Regions from separate parts of the Homo sapiens genome. Here region 1 is linked to region 2. A link is an interaction called in ENCODE POLR2A ChIA-PET data of the cell type or tissue named here. Cell type or tissue: IMR-90. All regions are shown on one strand.

What was found. Peaks named below come from ENCODE experiments on the same cell type or tissue, not always from the same donor. Only the 100,000 strongest peaks of a DNase experiment are listed, where the experiment ranks them.
Region 1: POLR2A ChIA-PET joins it to region 2 with 5 read pairs; 2 of 35 experiments call an interaction of 5 or more read pairs at or near these places.

Annotation. Positions count from the first base shown.
Region 1 is chr2:64,697,444-64,699,943 of GRCh38, forward strand. No RefSeq gene overlaps it. Among named protein-coding and RNA genes, the nearest start is that of SERTAD2, 45 kb to the left of the region's middle. RefSeq lists an enhancer at 1,447-1,516. In IMR-90, no CTCF peak of the experiment used is centred here; a DNase peak (open chromatin) is centred at 1,438; H3K27ac peaks cover 490 bases.
Region 2 is chr2:64,553,797-64,556,296 of GRCh38, forward strand. The region is part of intron 2 of AFTPH (aftiphilin); the gene reads left to right. The region is part of intron 5 of LOC105374773 (a long non-coding RNA gene); the gene reads right to left. Among named protein-coding and RNA genes, the nearest start is that of MIR4434, 30 kb to the left of the region's middle. In IMR-90, a CTCF peak has its summit at 2,030; no DNase peak of the experiment used is centred here.

The DNA.
Region 1 (2,500 bases), 140 kb after region 2:
CCTACTAAGGCCAAGGAAGAGATAACATTTGGGTTACGCTTAAAGGAGGAATAAAATTTCACCATGCAGAAACAGGGAGAAGCAACCACAAAATGATGTAATTAAGGATGGGGAAATAAAATGGCAAAGTGTGTGTATTTAGGATACTGAGACTTTTTTTGATGAGGTTATAACATAAAATGTACTTGAGGAGAGAGGGAGAGGATGAAGCAGAAGTCAGTTGGGGTCATTTCTGGCACAGCCTTCATACGAGTGTAAATTCTATCCTGAATACTTTCCAAACCTTTTCACATCAGGGCATACAAAAATAAAACATTTGTACAGCATACTGCAGGAAATGAACCCACCTGTTTGCTGCTGGAGCCCACAGGTGACCAGCGCAGCCAGGATCTATTGCCCGCTCTCCCCTAAGGGCCGAGGGGATTGGATATGGGGTGTGAAATAGAGAGCTGGGATTCCAGTTTAGATGATTAAGGGATGGAGAGAGATGCCGTGACAGGAAATAGAGAATTTAGAAGGGTAAGCTGGGAAAACAGAACAAGTTTAATTCAGGATATGCTGTCAGGGGCCTGCAAGACAATTAGGAGAGAACTTTGTAATACCTTACCAGAGATCAGGAGAAAAATCCTACCATTATCTGACTCATCAACCCACACTTTCCAAAATCCTTGCTTTCTTACCTTAATTAATTATTACCCCAGTGTTGTGTTCAAGCCATATGTCCAATGTCTTTTGGATCCATGAAAAAGAAGATTGAATATTTTTTGGGAAATGTGTTTATAAATATGGGGAGAAAGTAGAAGGATTAGAAGGAGAGGGGGTGAAAATGACTTGCATTTTTAGAAAAGGTGACAAGTGCGGCTTTTGATATATCTTTATAAGAGCACAGCCTACAAAATGGTTCTAAAAAGTTAAGGGGAATAGTTTGTAGCCAAACAATTAAATTCACTGGGTATTAGGGAAGGTACAATGCAATTGTGCAACACTGGAATTTGACCAGGTCATTAGGGTCAAGTAGTTAAATGTAGAAGGTACTTCTGATTACCTAGAATATGAAAACGTCTGTTTTCCTATGCATTAAAGGAAAACTTCTAAATCACACTGTCTTTCATTTCTCTTGTCCCTTAATTCTGAATGTAACCAATGATACTTAAGTGGTACAACTGGAGGGGAGAAAAGATAATACTCCCAAAATACAGATGAGAAAATGTTTTAATTAGTGATTTTGAAGTAGTTAATGTGTGTTAACAACTGTGGTTCTATAAAAAGAAACCATGCGGAGAATATACCAACATTTAGTTTATGTTTTCACAAGTATATGCTGACTGTCTCATTATTAAGTACACAGAGCTCAAAAAAAACCAGTGCTACAGAGAGTGTACACTAACTGTTAAACATTGTAGAAGAGGTTGAGAGATACTGGCTAATGACTACCATAAAAGGAGTAGATGACTAAGAACAGAGAGGATGTGTGACTAAAAAGTCCCTCTATGGTTCTTTGAAAATTCCCTGAATAACTAGGCATGCCAAATGTGGTCTGTCATAAAATTATTTGATGCTAAACTCTGTAGTTAGACGACAAATATACGCTGTGTCCAAAGGAGAAAGTCTTTGTATAGACCATTTAATTGCAAAGTGCCAAGACAAATCAAGACCATTAATAAGTGAAAGTGTTAATCAAATTAAAGTGTGACCCAGAGTTCAAACACTCCTGGGCTAGATTGGGCTCACTCTACAGACTCATTCAATTTTTAGGGGGCATGACCACTGTGCAGCGGCCAGGCACTTTGGGCCACCACTGCTCCTTTCTACTCCTGAAAATGTACAGGAAGTATTGCTTCTCACAGATCCTTGAACACTGTAGAGTAATACTAGCTGGCACATCACAGCCTATCTCTAGTAAATCAACCTTTTCACCCCAAAGGCTTACTTACCACAGCTATACCAAAACTGCAGATATTAAAAAAAAAATCCCAGTACACATTTGGAAATGTATCATAATTCCCCTACACATACAACCGTCTCTGAATATGCTAATTGGAACAACCGATTTTCTTTAAAAATGTTACTTTTCCCTCAAGTAATAACTCCAAATTATTATAATAATGGTAATAGTTACTACTGTTACGTAAAAACATCATTTGATCCTTAAACTCATGAGGTAGGTTTCAGATGGGGAGACATATGCAAGGTCATATCCTTTAAGATCAGACTGGAAGCCAGGCACAGTGGTGTGCCCCTGAAATTCCAACTGCTCAGGAGGCTGAAGTACCAGGATCGCTTGAGCCCAGAGAGGCAACACAGTAAGATCCTGACAAGGTCTCGCTCTGGGTCCCCACACAAATCTCATCTTGAATTGTAATCCAAATTGTAATCCCCATGCACTGGGGGAGGGACCTCGTAGGAGGTGACTAGATGATGGAGGCAGTCCCCCCATGCTGTTCTCATGATAGCGAAGTGAGTCCTCACAAGATCTGATGGTTTTATAAGGGGTTTTTCC
Region 2 (2,500 bases):
AACTGAGATTTGGATCTTTTTTTTTTTAAGCTTAAGAATAGAATGTTAATTTTTTCCATCAAAGACCTAGGAAATTCAAGTACGGTTTTGATTCCAGGAGAGAACAAGCAGAATTTGAAACCTCATTCTGTGCCAAAGGCTATAGTGAATTGAAGAACAGAAAAACAACTAGAAAAAAGCAAGTTTTTCTTTTTCCTCATAATTTAGCAGCTGCTAAAAGACTTGGGGTGAGGGTATGAGATGAATTAAGGTTTAGTCCTAAAATAAGAAATAACTATAGGTTCACTTATTGTAGTTGTATTTATTTGCCTATACTTTCTTACAAATGTACTTGTTAGCTCTTCCTAGAGAGTAGGTGTGTCAGGGAGAATATTTTTACCCCTTACCTCCTATACATTATCCTTTTTTGATTCAGACTCTTTCAGAAAAGATTCATTAAGATTCACTTTGACCTAAAGTAGCCCCTAGAGGTGTAGCTTGATATCTAGGTTGTTCCCCAGTCCAGAGTTCTACTCTGTGCTAAACTTTACCTTTTTTCAACTCCAGGGGTGTGGAAGAGGGCACTCCCTTGAACCTCACTGCCTTATACTGACAATTGATATATGTAACTAACACCTGATCCACAAGCTTATTTTAAATATACTGTTAATAAACTCAGAATCTACAAACTTTATTTCTCCAGTTATCTTCTGCTAAGAAAACCATTTTCAACTGGAAATCTTTCCAAAGTCTTTGTAATTGAAATACTTATATTTCATTGCCTTGATAACTTTGAGACAGTAAGATATTAGAGAAATTATGGTATTACCAGTTGGTGTGCATAGCTAATCGCTTTTTAGTTGGCTTTTGTGTCAAAGTAGTTTAATTTGCTAATTCAGTTATTACATGGTTTAGCTAATGTGTATTATTCCTATTGAGCAGTTCATTATTTAGGCAGAACCTTGCCATTTTAAACAAGAAGTGAACTAATTATGATGCTAAATGAGGACTGTTGCTTTTGACCTAACCCTTTCCCTATTTAGTTTCATCTCACTAGAGGATAGGGTGACACTGGTATTGGGTGATCTTTAATTTGTAGCCTTAGAACTTTTAACATCATCAGATAATGAATTTTTTAAAGTGTGACCACTCAAGTAGGAATTTCTTGCATCATACAAGTTGATTGAAGTTATTTATGTATAATTTGATAACTGGATATAGGAGATAATAAAGCGTATGGGCTTCATGGAATCTGACAGATCTGAGTTTGAATTTTGACCCAGCCTCTTAAAAAGCCTTATGATTTTTGGATAGGTTACTTCTGAATTCAGCTGTATATACAAAGAAGGTAATACCTACTTCAAAGAACTTTTGTGAATATAAAAGGAAATTTTAAAATGAGTGAAATAATCTGCTAGAAAATAAGAATTTTATAGTATGATTCTTTTTTTTATAAAAATAAAACAAACTATAGATGGGGCAAGATGCATTAAGAGTTTCTGAGACCAGGTGCAGTGGCTCATGCCTGTAATCACAGCACTTTGGGAGGCTGAAGTGGGTGGATCACTTGAGGTCAGGAGTTCTAGCCCTGCCTGGCCAACATGGTGAGACCCTGTCTCTACTAAAAATACAAAAATTAGCTGGGCGTGGTGACGTGCATCTGTAATCCCAGCTACTCAGGAGGCTGAGACAGGAGAATAACTTGAACCCAGCAGGTGGAGGTTGCAGTGAGCCGAGATCACACCACTGCATTTCAGGCTAGGCTACAGAGAGAGACTGTCACACACACACACACACACACACACACACACACACACACACACAAGACTTTCTTGGATTTGTTTGGCTAAGGCCTCATGCTTCTATTTTTGCTAATGGGTTATGGAAAATGAACAGAATTTGGATGTTGGGAAAGAGAAACTGCTGGAGGAGGCCAGAAGAAGTTTGGGAAGAAAGTTGAAGTAGTGAAATGGATAAACCCTGCTGAGTAAGTGACTGAGTCAGAAGTGGAGAAAGATTGAACAAAGACTCTCGTTCTTACCCTGCTGTTGTGAAAGAGAATTGCGGCTGGCACTTTATTTCTTGGGCTTCAGATTCTGCTAGAAGAGTGCATTAATTTAGCCCTTTTGGAGAGGATTAGATTTATTAGTATTTTTCTTAAAATGTTTTCCCTAGTTGCTCCGGACAGTGTTTGGAACAGCACGAATTCCTCACTTTTTTTTTTTTTTTGGAGACAGAATCTTGCTCTGTCACCCAGGCTGGAGTGCAGTGGCACGATCTCAGCTCACTGCAGCCTCCGCCTCCCGGGTTCAAGCAGTTCTCCTGCCTCAGCCTCCCTAGTAGCTGGGACTACAGGCCCATGCCACCACGCCCGGCTAATTTTTGTACTTTTATTGGAGATGAAGTGTCACCATATTGGCCAGGCTGGTCTCGAACTCCTGACCTCAGGTGATCCACCCGGCTCGGCCTCCCAAAGTGCTGGGATTACAGGCGTGAGCCACCGTGCCTAGCCTCCTCACAT